Linked DNA regions of Homo sapiens: regions 1 and 3 are each linked to region 2. Evidence: read pairs that join two places in POLR2A ChIA-PET (ENCODE). Cell type or tissue: MCF 10A. All regions are shown on one strand.

Region 1 (5,000 bases), 150 kb before region 2:
AAAGCTTATTTCCCGCTGGCCCTGTGGAAAATGCAGGGAGCAGGGACCATTCCCGAAATCCCCACTCAGCACCAACCACGGAAGGAGCAGCACACACTTACTTCTCTGTGCAGTTGGAAGATGCAAAATGGAAGCTCAGTGTTCGATGGTTCATCCAAGGAGAGGTACAGGGATGGGATTTGAGTCCAGGTCCGGGTGACCCGGGTCCTCTCAGAGGCCTGTCTTCTGGGGTTCCACAGCCTTGCCCCTCTGGAACAGAGAACAGGATGCAGGGGTGGGGGCAGATAAAGCGTTCTGTGCAAGAGACAGGCTTGACAGGCCTGGGGGCGGTCTGCTGAAAGGGACCCCTGGAGCAGCCCAGGGCCGACTGGAGGCCCTTGGGGATGGGGAGGACGTTCACTACCAGAGGGAGAGGCAAGGTGGGGAGGCCGCAGGCCCCTTCTCGGCCCCTCTGTCTGCTGTATCTCCACCCTCTCTCCCTGTGACCAGGCCTGGAAGGGATGGGCTCTGGGCCAAGCCCTGCTCTTGGCACAAACTCTCCACCCCACCCTGGAGGCGCTTGTTAGTGCTTTGCTTAAAAGTAGGCTGAGAAGTCCGAGCAAAGATGGGAAGCTTTGTTTTCAAATATAATGGGAAGGGTGTGTGGAAACAGACCTGGCAAAACAAAGGCAGATTGATGTTTCTGTTTGTGATACCAGTGGAGAGAGGAGGGCACAAGCAGGTATGTTGGGGGCTATGGAGGCCAGGGCATTTGTTTTTTTAAGAGGGGGAGAGGGGAGTGTCTGCAGGAGCCGTTCAAGCGTCTACACCGGCTCTGCTGTGAGGGTGGCTCCTGCCGCACAGCTGTGGGCCTGCGCTTCGCCTCCTCAGAGCCGGGAGGCCAGGAATGGTCCTGCTCACATCTGTATTCCAGCCCTGGAGACTGGGCGTGGCAGGCAGAAGGTGCTGTATTGGAATGCGTAGGGCAGCAGAGGAGAATGGAACAGGTTCTGAACCATGGCGATGACCTCTTGGTTCTCAGGGGAGTCACCCTGGTGTCTGGCCCTGGCATGTCAGCCCTTTACCTACATTATCACTCCACTGGGGCCCACACAACTCCTCCAGGTGGGCCCTATTTATTATTTTCAATTTATAGACAAAGAAACAGAGCCACAGAAAACTAAGTCGCCCAGAGTCGCAGAGGCAGCACAAGGTGAAGCTGGCTGGTGTCTGTCTGAGCGTTGGGCACTGGGTGCGTGACCACACAGCCCAGGTGGACCCCCACCTCCTCTGGCCTGTGATCTCCTCAGTGCTCAGCAAATGATCATCAAATTTGGTAACACCAGCAGGACCAGAAGCGATTCCTACAGCCTTTATTGATCCCATAATAAAGAGGTGTTCGTGTTTCAGACCAATGTGAGTGCTTCCGAGCAGGTCTGTGGAGTTCAAAGCCGACAGGATGTTTAGCCATTTCCTGCACTTCCCTGCCCTGTCATTTACAGCCTCATTAGAGCCCCTGGCTTGCCAAAACACCTCTGTCTGATGCCGCAGCTCTGACGGAACGCCTCGATTTTCCCTTTGCGAGCTTTTGCTTGGGCTGCAGGAGTAGTGGGCGGTGGATGTTTTTGGTGGAACTTTGTGGGCCAACATCAGACACGGCCAAAATGTGGCAGAAAGGGAGGGGCGTGTCGGGGAGGTGTCTCTAGAATCTCAGCTTTTCTGTTCCGGGGCAATGCTGCCTGCACCGCAAACGCTGTATGCTAGAAGCCATCAGGCCTGGGTCCTTGTGGGGTAGTAGTTGTTCACTCCAAGTAACTGAAGGAGAAGGGTTAGGCTTTGGGGCAAATAGGGAATGAATGAGCTTCTGTTCTCTAACCTGACCACATGAGTTGGAGGCTTTGCGCCCGTAAACACACCTTGTGCAGGTAGACGCCTGTCTGCTCACCACACTCGCATGGGAGAGATGCCCTTCTCATGCCCTGGCATCGCTGGATCTTTGCTGCTCGAAGGACACTGCAACTTTGAAGCAGCTCCCCAGTTGCTTCCAGCAGGGATGAAACGAGCCATCAGCAGAGCCTGCACCTTTACCACACCTTGGCAAGGCCCCTGGGAAGGCAGGTCACCATTGAGCAACACCCAGACAGAGTCTAGCATTCATTTCCAGATGCCTCTGGGGCTCAATTGTTTTCTTCCCCTCTCCCCACCCCTCTCTCCCTATAGTTAGATTTTGCAAGATCTGCACAACACGTGTGTGTGTTGATTTCCCTCTCCTAAGTCATTCCGATCTATCAGCCCAGTGTTTCTTTTGCTGTCTCCAACGCTGATGGTTTTCAACAGCTGTGTATAGGAAAGCTGCTGGATTAGAGCAACAGGCTATCAACAGCACTCACACGGCTTCCTCTGTGGGATGACAAGAACCTATGCTTTCTTCATGCGGGCAGGATGGCCAGCACAGCTTTCACAAACAGGCCTGGGAAACTTTGGGTTTTTTTTTTTTTTTTGACAGAGGATAATATCCTTGTTTGTGATAAATGGAAGGTTGGGAAACTTAGGGTACCTGTTGGGAAAGCCAATTCCTACAACCAGAGTCAAGGGAAAAATATCCTTGAGATATATAGATTTTCATAAGGGCCTCTTCTTCTTCTTCTTCCTTCTTCTCCCTTCTCCCTTCTTCTCCCTCCTCCTTCTCCCTCCTCCTTCTCCCTCCTCCTTCTCCCTCCTCCTCCTTCTCCCTCCTCCTTCTCCCTCCTCCTCCTTCTCCCTCCTCCTCCTCCTCCCTCCTCCTCCTCCTCCCTCCTCCTCCTCCTCCCTCCTCCTCCTCCTCCCTCCTCCTCCTCCCTCCTCCTCCTCCTCCCTCCTCCTCCTCCTCCCTCCTCCTCCTCCTCCCTCCTCCTCCTCCTCCCTCCTCCTCCTTCTCCCTCCTCCTCCTTCTCCCTCCTCCTCCTTCTCCCTCCTTCTTCTCCCTCCTCCTTCTTCTTCGAGTTTAAACATAGAGACAGGGTCTCGCTCTGTCACTCGGGCTGGAGTGCGCTGGTGTGATCGTAGCTCACTGCAGCCTTGAACTTCTGGGCCCAAGAATCCTCCCTCCTCAGCCTTCCAAGTAACTGGGACTATACAGGCTTGTGCCACCATGCCCAGCTAATTTTTATTTTTTGTAGAGATGGGGTGAGGGGGTTCTCACTATGTTGCCCAGGCTGGTCTCGAACTCCTGGCTTCAAGTTATCCTCCTACCTTGGCCTCCCAAGGTGTTAGGATCATAGGCATGAGCCACATGCCCGGCCATGAAGGCCTTCTTTATACACTGTTCTTTCTGAGCTGTTCTGGCTGTGAGGGACCGGCAGGACCCCCTCCATCTACCTCGGGGGGTTGAAGGTGGGCTGATACCCAGCAATGACTGTGAACTCTAAGTGGGACGCCTGGAATGCCAGTGTTGGGGCTTCATGCCTTTGAATCATGGAAGGCCTTTTGCTGCAAATACTGTACATCTAAAGGTGCTGAGCAATGACAAACCTGAGCCGGGGGCCTTCCTGGGGCAGGGATGCATGGCAAGCGCTCTGTGTCACACGTTGGATGCGCAGGGTGGGCCAGGGAGAACGATATATTCAATGTCTTCAGAGTTTTTGCAAAAGGTTTGCTGCGAGGACCCAGGCTAAAGGGGGTGGTTCATTTCCTGTCACTTCCGGGGGTGGCTGCAGCAACTACTCATGAACTCACACTACTGGAATCTTCTCTTCTTCATTTGAGCCCTTACCTGGTGGCAGAGATGGCTGTGTTTCCATCAAAATCTGTTTCCTTTTCCTCCTGGGAACCCAGTGGAACTACTTTTTCTAGCCTCTTGCCCAGTGTGGCTGTGGCACCCAGGCCTGCCCAGTGAAGTGTGGGCAGAAGTGTGTGCTATTTCCGTGCCTGCCCGGAAAGCTTCTCACACAATTCTCCATGTGCTCGCTCCTCTCCAGGGGATGGCAGGGACACTGGGGGGAAGGAGCCTGGGTCCCTGAATGACGATGTGGAAGCCTGCCACTGCCCTGTGACCTTGGCATTGGACTTTGAATGAGAAACAAACTGTCACTGGGTCAGGCCCCTGAGGCTTGGGTGTTTGTTTGTTACGGCAGCTAGCATTGCGCGCCCTAACTAACGCAGAACCAGCAGCCCTCTCATGTGTTCTGCTGTGCCTGTGCCTCTTGCTTTTCTGGGTTGCTCGGTGTCATCTATGTGAGATTCAGCCCCTCCACCTGAGCACTTCTCATTTCCAGCTCCCTTTCTCTCATCCTTCTCTTCTGTCTTAGAGGATAAAGTGTCTTTTCCCTTCAAATCTAAACCTATCTGCTTGTGGCTGGGTGTGGGGGCTCATGCCTGTAATCCCAGTGCTTCGGGAGGTTGAGGTGGCAGGGTTGCTTGAAGCCAGAATTTGAGACCAGCCTGGAGAACATAGTGAGACCCCATCTCTACGAAAAATAAAAAAATTAGCCAGGTGTGGTGGTATGTGCCTGAGGTCACGCTACTCAGGAGGCTGAGATGGGAGGATCTCTTGAGACCAGGAGGTCGAGGCTGCAGTGAGCAATGATCAGTTCACTGCATTTCAGCCTAGGTGACAGAGAGAGAGAGAGAGAGACCCTGTCTTTAAAAAAATAAAAAGAAAACAAAACCCCGTATCTGCTTGTACCCTTTGTTCTGGGCCCCTGCCCGCCCCTAGCTCCTCGCCAGCTCTGCCCTGTGCACACTTTTTCTCTTGGACAGTTTAAATCTTTATCTCCCTGGCTCAATTCCTTCTTGTCTGCAAATATGTCCCAACTGTCCCTATCTTAAAAACAAAACAAAACAAAAAAACAAAAAAAACCCCTCATCCTGGTTACTCATGTATCCACTTCTCCTCAATGTCAGACTTTTTGAAAAGTGTCTCCCCTGCTGCTGCCTCCCCCCTCCTCCTCCTCCTCTGTTGCAATCAGCCTTGGCTCCACTGCCTTGGGCTCGGCTTGGTGACCAGCCCAGAGCTACCTCGGTCACGGCAGCCCCAGCATCTG
Region 2 (5,000 bases):
CTAAGGGCTTCCTTCTGCCTCCCTCTGCCCTTTCTTTCCACACTTTTCGTGCTCACCATTCCTCCATATCTGGGCATGAAACGCCGCTGCTTCCCTCAGAACCTCCACTTCAGGGCCACCCCCTTCCCCTGTTGGCTCTGTGTGATGTGGTTGCCTCTGTATTCGTTAGAATCCACTTTCTTTCATGCTTTTTCTGTCTTCACACAACTGTTGATCCTGCCAAAATCATTCATTCATATTTTTCTTCTTTTCTCCCTTCTTACAGGCCTTCCCAGGCCCCTGCTATCTGCCAGCCATCTGCTGGGCAGAGATGCTCATGGCCGGCGCCTGCCCCTACAGAGCGCGACTGCTTCTCTGGAGAGGCTGCATGGGCAATGACAGTGCAGGGGAGGAGAGCTGGATGGCAGGGGCAGTGCTGTGTGTCCTCAAAACCCTGTGCCATCTCTCTCCTTTCTGGAATGCTGTGCTAGGCAGAATAATGTGCCACACCAAGAGGGTGCCTTAGTTCAGACTGCTAGAACAGAATATTATAGACTGGGTGGCTTAAACAGCAGGTATTTATGTCTCACGATTCTGGAGGCTGGAAGTCTGAGGTCAGGGTGCCAGGATGGTTGGGTTCTGGGGAGGGTCTCTTCTGGGCTCACAGATGGCTGCCTTCTTGCTATGCATACCCATGGAAGAGAGCAGAGTGAGCCATGGCAAACTCTTCTGCCTGTTCTTCTAAGACTGCTAATCCCATCATGGGGGCTCCAGCCTCATGACCTCATCACCTCCCAAAGGCCCCACCTCCTAACACCATCACAGTGCAGGGTAGAATGTCAACATTGGAATTTTAGGGAGACACAAATATTCAGTCCATAACAGATGGCCATGTCTTACTCCCCCAGATCTGTGGATGTGACCTCACATGCCAAAAGGACCTTTGCAGATGTGGTGAAGATACGGACCTTGAGAGGGATGGTTATCCTGGATTACCAGGGCGGGCACAATGGTCCCTGTTAGAGGAAAGCAGGAGGTCACAGGGAATAGAAGATGCTATTCTGTGGTTTTGAAAATGGAGGAAAGGGGTGAGCCACAAGCCAAGGAATGTGAGCACCCTTGGAGCCTTCCAAAGGAACAATTCCTACTGATGCCTTGATTTTAGCCCCAGGGAACTCATTCCTGACTTCAAGATACAGAATGCAAACACAGAAGACTACACTTCCCGTTGCCCCTGCAGTTTGGTGGGGTCATATGACTAATTCTGGCCAATGAAATAGGGCACAGGTGACACCTCCCTTTAGCCCGAGGCTTCACCCTCTGCCTTTTCTCTTCCCCTGCCACAGCCACTGAGGACATTCTAGCTGCTCAGGATGCAAAATGATGGAGCTGCTGGCAGCCTGAATCCCCAAGTGACTGTGTGGAGCAGAGCCTCCACCTGACTACCAAAAACTACCAGGATCTGGTGTTACTTGTTACAGCAACGTAACCCAGGCTCTCCTGATGATGAGTACTCTGATGAGGCTCTTGCTTCACAGAGGAGGTGACAATTAAGCCTTGAGGAGACACACATGTGCATGTGTGGTTGCGACCTCTGTGGGCACGGGTCTGTATGAGCACACATCTTTGTGCAACTCAGGTTGTGTGTGCGTTTGTGTGTGTATCTATGGGTTATCTCTGGGTCTAGCTCTAGTTCTGTGGGGTCTGGCACAAACTAAGGTGTCAGTATGTGAGTGGGTGTCTGGTGTTGAGGGGTCAGATACAGTGAGCACAGTACAAGCGAATATGAGGGGAGGATGTGATGACAGTGAATAGATGCTTTCAAAATCATCAGGAAGAAAAAGACGTGGGACACACTGGTAGCTCCAGAGGTGAGTCCTGAGTCCTGCGCCCCTGGGGGCCAGCTTTAGAGCCACGCCATGATTTATTAATCTGTAGTTGCTGTGGGAGCGTGGCTCTTTCTGGAGGGGCAAGCATGAACCACGTCAGTCCCACCACGGGTCGGGTTGGCACGATGTGTTCATTGCCCACATGACTCACTGTTTTGTTACCTGAAATACATCTAATTCCTATTAATAACGAGCACTGTAGGGCATACATTTCATCATTAGCATTAAATGACTTTATTGCAGGATACAAAGGAGCTGCCTGTGATGTATGATGCAACTGCTGGAGCGAGGGCCTTTGGAGAGAGGGCGTGTGTGCACACGAACACGCACACACATGAGCTCTCTTATGTCCTGGTCATTGTGCAATGAGGGTGTGTATCACAGGCAGACAACTTTTCTTGCACACTTCAGCACCTCCTGAAGCGAATATTTTGTTTGCTCGGCTTACCAATGGGGTGCCGGGAAGGCCACTGTGCCCCTAGTTGGTGTGGTACCCTAGGCCCAAGACAGGAACTTGTTTTCCTGAGAGTCTGTGCAGGCCAAGTGCAGGGCTAAAGGCCTTCAAAACTCTTACCTGAAAGAAACCCAGGACCTATCTGTGGGTAGCAGTTGCAAGCCTCATTTTACGTATGAGGAAACTGAGACTCCCAGAGCCCAGAGGACCTGCCTAAGGTGTGCGGTGGAGCAACTGCTTAAATCCTGCCAGGCCTGGCCCTCTATGCTCTTCCACGTGAACTTGAACCTTTGTTAGGTGCTCTGCCCCTCATTTTCCCAGTCAGCAGGGCTGGCTCATCTTCCCCTCCCTGCCAACCTCACAGGGCGCTTTAAGATCAAGCAAGATGAGGTGTTGGCAACACGGAGACTGCAGGAAGCATGATGCACGGATTACCTGAGCGGGTTTGAACTGCTGTTTGGGAGCTTTATGACTGAGATTACTCATTCTCCTTCCTTTTTTGTTTTGTAACAACTTTGTATCTTTCACTCACGGCCGTGAGAGTCTCCCCTCTGGCCTCTGTCGTTACTAGTAAGAACTGATGTCAGAGCCCGGTTGGGGCAAGTGGTCAAGGGGCTTGGCGGAACTGCTCTTCTGCCCCCCAGGTACACACTTGCCTTTGCAAAAACAACTCCCTATTTGGCAAAAGGCAGTGTTTGCCCTGGGACAGGGCCTTGCAACCCCATGCCAGGCCCTGTTTATTCTGGCATAAGCCACGGTGGTGGCCAAGCGCTCTGAGTTTATTGAACTTCCTGGATTTCTTATCACATAGCCTGCTCTGCCAGGGAGCCGGTGAAATGCTGATATGTGCCCACGGGAAGATATTAAGGGGGCTGCAAACACCACCCCTGTCCCCCGAGGAGCAGGCAGCTCTGGGCAGGGCTGCTGGGGCCAGTGGGGGGACGGTTGAAGGGGTAGGTCAGACATGGGGATAAACCTTCCCTCTCCTTAACCTTGCCTGAACCTAGGCTCCCCATGGCTGAATTCCCGCCCCTGAATTCTTGGTGGTCTCTCCCTGTCCAGCCTCCACACCTTTGCCTGGGTCTTGCCTCCCATTTGGATTTCCTTCCCCAGTCTCTCCAAATGAAATCCTACCTGCTTGGTAAAATAAAAGAATGACGGAATGAGCTTCGAGGCTGGGACTGGTAGGTGACGGACTGTGTCTCTCCTACCACATTTTCCTGTGCACTTCCCTGCTTGTAGGCATGGAAGCTTAGGGGCTCCTCAGGGAGCCTCACGGAGCTCGGGAGAACTTCACACAACACTGTGTGGCTGCAGAAGGCTGGGTGGCGGTTGCAGGAGTGAGTGGGTAGGGGAGGGGCTTCCAGGGTCATGGGTGGGAAGACCCTTGCTCGCACCCTAACTCCCAATCTTCCGGCACTGTGGCCTTAGGGAGTGGCCCCACCCAGGCTTCCTTTGCCTGAGTAGAATGAGTTTCATGGCAGCCCTTTCTTCTTTTTTTTCTTTTATTTATTTATTTATATTTTTGAGATGGAGTCTCGCTCTGTCGCCAGGCTGGAGTGCAGTGGTGCAATCTCAGCTCACTGCAACCTCCACCTCCCAGGTTCAAGCGATTCTCCTGCCTCAGCCTCCCAAGTAGTTGGGATTATAGGCACGCGCCATCATGCCTAGCTAATTTTTTTTTTTTAGTAGAGACGGGGTTTCACCGTGTTGGCCAGGATGGTCTCCATCTCTTGACCCCACAATCTGCCCGCCTTGGCCTCCCAAAGTGCCAGGATCACAGGCGTGAGCTACCGCGCCTGGCCAGCAGCCCTTTCTTTAGAAGGCTTACTGTCTACGAAGCACCACTGTGAGAGTGGCAGGTATCTTTTATCAGAGCTTATGTAGCCCTAAGGGGACTTCAGAAAAGTGGTTGGGCTTCAATAGCCTTTGCACTGTGATTGCACTGTAATTGCACCATTCCTAGTAGAATACAATTCCTGAGTCTCCTTCCTGTGCCTATCACCCAACAAACCCACCAGTTGCTATTGTTTATCCTCTTTGCAGGTGAGGAGATTCATCGAGATGATGCCAATGGCCCCAGGTCACACAGCTGATGGTGGCAGAGCAAGGGTTCAGCCCAGGCTGGGTCTTTCCTCCCTGCAGGCTGAAGGAAGTTCCTTCTTCTCCACGCCACAGGTCCCTCTTGCTGGCCAGCAGTTCCCCAGCCTGCCTGCCCTCCTGTATCTGGGGGCTGTGCTAATGTGGAGTGAGTTGAGGCCTACCTTAGGGTCCCTGATCATTATCTGTGTTCTCTTGGTTCCTGTCATGTTTGGGAAGACCCTGTGATTATGTAGTCCACTGTCTTCCTCCAGTTGCAGGGCACAGCCATTGACAGACACATCAGCACCTATATCTGAGGGAAGGAGTCTCAAGCCAAGACCTTTGATGCCGGGGAGCAGCAGCTCCAGGTTGGGTCCTAGAGTGGCCACACTGGGAATTCAGGCTCATTGTCAGAATAAGGAAAGGACGTGCCGTGGGGAACAGAAAGAGGGAGGGAGCAATGATGAATTAGTTCCCACTGCACACAGGCACTGCGAGGATTCATTATGGTGCCGTCTCATTCCATTCTCTCCACAACCTTGTAAGAAAGGTCTTGATTTGATCCCCATTTTGCAGAAGGGGAAATGAGGCACAGA
Region 3 (5,000 bases), 130 kb after region 2:
GCCCTGGAGAGGCCCCCCGTAGGCTGCAGACACACCTGCAGACACTGGTGGCTCCAGTCACTCCCTGCCCTTTGTCCCTGCCCTTAGGATGTGCCATTCATGCTTTCCCCCGAATCGTATGACCAAGAGCTAGGGTTAGGTGCTCTGCCTAAAGCCATTGCATAAAAAATCCCGACAACCAGTCTCCTTAGAAATATTCCTAACCATGCTTATCAGCCACCTGTTGGCCAGCAAGCCCAGAAATTTATATACATCGTTGGTATTCATCTTCACGATAACCCTAGAATGAAGGCAGCTTATCCCCCATTTTATAGATAAGAAAACTGAGGTTTGGAGAAAAAGAAATGGAAAAGGAAAAAGCATGGGCACCATCAGGAAGAGAGACTGGCCGGGCATTGCTCGTTTCCCTGCACCCCTCCCCAGGCAGGTGGACTGGGCTAGACGCAAAGAGGCAGGACCACGGTCTGGGTCAGAATGCAAGCTCTGGAGCCTACTGGCTGGGTGACCTTAATTGACCTTCCTGGGCCTCTGTTTCATTGTCTGCAAAATGGAGCCCAAAATACCCAACTCATAGGATCGCTGTAAGACCTAAGTGAAAACCTGTAGAAAAATGTGCATGCAGACACGAGCCTAATATTGGGGCCACTACTGACTGGTGGTTATAAGGCTGAGACTCAAGGTCAGACAGGCCTGGCCTTACCCCTTCCTGGCTGTCTGTGCCCTTAACCCCTATGCAGATGGCAAGAGAGCCCTGGTGCCCATCTTGTGGGGCTATGTAGGCAAAATGAGGAGAAGCAAGTGTCCAGCAGGCAGTAGCCATGGCTTCTCTTGCAGCTCTGGTGTGTGTGCCTCCTTCTCTATACTGGAGCCCCATCCTCAGCTGTGTGAGCAGACAGGGCTGCCCCGTGCTCCAACCCCTGGTCAGCACCCACCCAAGGAGCGGACCGCGGGGCACTGGTCTGCCCACTGTCCCCGGCTGTGTCTCCTCAGTTTCTGCCCTCTAGCAGTTGTTCCCAATTTCCTTCCAACCTTTCAAACCTCCAGCCAATCAGCCTCTGACCCCAAGGACCAAGGTTAGAGGCAGAAATAAAGACAAAACAGTGCTGCTGTCTTAAATCACCAAATTAGCTGTTATGGAGGAGGGCAGTAAAAGAAAATAAAACAAAGATGAGATGTAAAGTCTGAAATAGAAACACCAAGGAGAGTGACTGGTGGAGGTTAGCAAGTTAGGAAGCCAGGCAGACCGAGGTGCTATCTGGGTGGCCTTGGGCAAGTCTCTGCCCTCCTGAGTCTTTGCCCCTTAGAGCTCAGGACTTCAGAGACCATGATTCCTGGGTTATGCTTTCATGGGGGAGCCCAGAACTCTGTGCTGGGCTGTCATTCCTCTCAACACACCCTCCCCGGTGTCGTCACCTGCTCTTGGCTCCAAGTCCCATCCAAGAGTCTGTCTCCAGCTAGGCTTCTCTCCTCCAAAGTGCAGATGTCCAAAGTCATCCATTGGCTTGACATCTGCCCAGAGGCCTCACCCATTGCTATAGCCACATGTCCAGGACTGGTGGAGGCCGCCATAAGGAGACGGCCCTTGTCTCACGGGAAGGGGAGCCTGAAATTCCCAGGGGCCGGAGGAGGCTGCACTGGAACCACACCCCACTCAGGACTGCTGAGCTGAGAGGGTGCTGCCTCAGTGAAAGCTCTGCCACCTCACATTGCCAGGTCCCAAGCGTCTGACCGCACCGGGAGAGGGTCAGAGTGTGCCTGGCATGGTGGGCCCTGGCTCTGTACCTTCCACCCTGCCGAAGAGACTTTGGGTTGCATCTCTCTACATAGCAGAAGAGTGGAGACATAGGAGCCTGCCTCACAGAGTTGTGGGGTGGCCTGGGAGCGGGCTGGCCCCCTTGGGGATTCTGTGGCCCAGTTCCCACCCACCATGCCCCTGCCCAGCAGCCTCCCTGCAGGCTCCTGAGGGTTCAACCTGGTGCACAATCTTCAGGCCTCTCCTGCCTTGACCTGACAGCCCTCCACACCCCAGCCACACCCTTCTTTAGTGCTGTTATTTTTTCATTATTAAAACGTTATAATAGTAATACATTTTAGTTGCTTAAATTCTGCAATAGTGAAACAATAAAGATGGAAATCACTCCTTCAGTTCCATTCCACTGCTCAGAGCTACCTACCATTGACAGTTGTACATTTCACTCCAGAAATATCTATGACTGCACACAGTTACATATGCAGGTGCATGTATATGTCCGTGTGACTGCACACGCAGGATTAACCAGCCCATGCTGCCCATGCTGTCATGCATCTTGCTGTTATTTTCACTGGCTGAGTTGGAAGCATTTCTCAATGCCAGCGGGGCAGCCTTTGTGTTAGCTGCATAGTTTTCTGTTGTGCAACCTCCTCTCTGTTGACGAGCAATTAGTTGGCTCCACTTTCTTCCTTTGCTCGTGCAAACCCTGAGGCACTGAACATCCTAAAAGTGAAATTTCTGGGTCCCAAGGAGTGTGCATTTTTGAATATCACTAAGCTGGCCCAGCTGCCTCCCAGCCTCCACGGGGACCACACCCCGTCTCAGTATAGGAGATCCCGGGAGCCCCACATCCTTGCCAGTGCAGCACTACCTATTCCTTTAAATTTTGCCCCCAGTGTATTCTTGCTGTTTTATTTTGATTTCCCAGGTGACTGGAGAGGTTAAGCATCTATTCAGCCATTCGCTGGCTGTGAGAATTTCTTACCCTACAAGCTACCGGTTTCTTTCCTTTACCCGTTTTTTTCTACCGGGTTATGTGAGTTTCTACTTACTGGCTTATAGAACCCCATTATATGTTATGATATTAATCTGTTGTCTGTGGTACATGGTTTCAGTCTTTTCTCCCAGTCCATCAGATATCTTTTAACTTGGTTTATCATGTATTTGGCTATGCAGAAGCTTTTTATTTATTTTATTTTATTTACTTATTTTTTTGAAACCGAGTTTCATTCTTGTTGCCCAGGCTGGAGTGCAATGGCACGATCACGGTTTACCGCAACCTCCACCTCCTGGGTTCAAGCGATTCTCCTGCTTCAGCCTCCCGAGTAGCTGGGATTACAGGCATCCGCCACCACGCCCGACTAATTTTGTATTTTTAGTAGAGACGGTGTTTCTCCATGTTGGTCAGGCTGGTTTTGAACTCCCAACCTCAGGCGATCCACCCGCCTCAGCCCTCCCAAAGTGCTGGATTGTAAGTATTTTATTTTTTTTGAGATGGGGTCTTACTCTGTCACCTAGGCTGGAGTGCATTGGCACGATCTTGGCTCACTGCAACTTCCGCCTCCTGGACTCAAGCCATCTTCCCATCTCAGCCTCCCAAGTAGCTGAGATCACAGGCACACACCACCCCGCCCGACTGATTTTTTTTTGTATTCTTGGTAGAGACAGAGTTTTGCCATATTGCCCAGGCTGGTCTCAAACTTCAGAGCTCAAGTGATCCGCCTGCCTTGGCCTCCCAAAGTGCTGGGATTATGGGCATGAGCCACCACGCCCTGCCAGAAGCTTTATTTTTATGTAGTCAAATCTGTCAGGCTTTTGTTTTATAGCTTCTGGATTTCGTGTCTTGCTTAGGAAGGTCTTCCCTCCTCCGAGATCATGAAAATATGCTCCTCTCTTTTGCTATTGTGGTGTTAATAGCTTTGTTTTTTCCTTTTACAGACTTCGTCCATCTGAAATGAATTTGGCAGAATGACACTCTCTTTCTTGTGAAATCCAGTCCTGCCTTGGGATCCACAGATGCCCCGACATGTCCTACCTTCCCCGTCCCTTGGTCCCTCATTCAGTCACTCTACAAGTATGTTTTGAGCCTTTGTTAGGCACCAAACACTGGTGATCCTGCTTTGAATAGATCATGTCCCTGTGCTGGGAAAGATGCGTTCAATGGAGGAGACAGGGAGCAAACAAACAAACAAACAAACGGTGCTGTGGCTTGGATGTGTGTCCCCTCCTAATCTCATGTTGAAATGTGACCCCCAGTGTTGGAAGTGGGCTTAGCTGGAGGTGTTGAGTCATGGGGGTGGATCCCTCATGAATGGGTCAGCCCTGCCCCTTGGCCATGAGTGGTAGCGAGATGCCAGAGCTGATTGTTTAAAAGAGCCTGAGGCCGGGTACTGTGGCTCATGCCTGTAATCCCAGCACTTTGGGAGGCCGAGGCGGGCGAATCACGAGGGCAGGAGATCAAGACCATCCTGGCTATGGTGAAACCCCGTCTCTACTAAAAATACAAAAAATTAGCCAGGCGTGGTGGTGGGCACCTGTAGACCCAGCTACTCCAGAGGCTGAGGCAGGAGAATGGCGTGAACCCGGGAGGCGGAGCTTGCAGTGAGCCGAGATCCCGCCGCTGCATTCTAGCCTGGGCGACAGAACGAGACTCTGTCTCAATTAAAAAAAAAAAGAAAAAAAAATTGCCTGGCACTTCCCCCTCTTTTTCTTGCTCCCTCTCTCGCCATGTAACACATCTGTTCGCCCTTTGCCTTCTACCATGAGTAAAAGCTTCCTGAGGCCTCACCAAACCTGAGTAGATGCTGGTGTCATGCTGGTACAGCCTGCAGAACTGTGAACCAAATAAGCCTCTTTTCTTTTTAAATTACCCAGTCTCAGATATTCCTTTACAGCAGTCCACAATGGACTAACATCTGCAGTTAGCGCAATTTCAGGTAGTGTGGGGAAAACTCAAGAGTCCGGGGATGGAGGGCATCACATAGGGCCATATTCACAATGACGAGGTCAGGAAAGGCCCCTCGGAGAAGACAGTCTAAGTCAGAGATGCTAATAGTGTGGGGGAGTGAGCACCATCGCTGCCAGGGTGGTAGTGCTGCGGACAGAGGGACAGCAGGGCCAGGGTCTGGGAGGGGACTGAAACAGCAAGGCAGCCCACGGCTCAAGGTGAACAGGAGTGTGGGCCACATCACAGGCCTTGGAGGCCACAGGGGAGGGTGCCACTTTATTCTGAATCTGACTGGAAGCTTTA

The links. Peaks named below come from ENCODE experiments on the same cell type or tissue, not always from the same donor. Only the 100,000 strongest peaks of a DNase experiment are listed, where the experiment ranks them.
Region 1: POLR2A ChIA-PET joins it to region 2 with 9 read pairs; 3 of 35 experiments call an interaction of 5 or more read pairs at or near these places.
Region 3: POLR2A ChIA-PET joins it to region 2 with 7 read pairs; 3 of 35 experiments call an interaction of 5 or more read pairs at or near these places.

What each region holds. Positions count from the first base shown.
Region 1 is chr2:120,318,418-120,323,417 of GRCh38, forward strand. LOC105373584 (a long non-coding RNA gene) reads right to left here and starts at 924. Exons shown (of 3, transcript XR_923260.3): 1 at 655-924; 2 at 102-249. In MCF 10A, no CTCF peak of the experiment used is centred here; a DNase peak (open chromatin) is centred at 2,134.
Region 2 is chr2:120,471,025-120,476,024 of GRCh38, forward strand. No RefSeq gene overlaps it. Among named protein-coding and RNA genes, the nearest start is that of LINC01101, 7.2 kb to the left of the region's middle. In MCF 10A, no CTCF peak of the experiment used is centred here; DNase peaks (open chromatin) are centred at 2,097 and 2,897.
Region 3 is chr2:120,600,079-120,605,078 of GRCh38, forward strand. No RefSeq gene overlaps it. Among named protein-coding and RNA genes, the nearest start is that of GLI2, 130 kb to the right of the region's middle. RefSeq lists an enhancer at 3,915-4,209. In MCF 10A, no CTCF peak of the experiment used is centred here; DNase peaks (open chromatin) are centred at 2,353 and 4,073.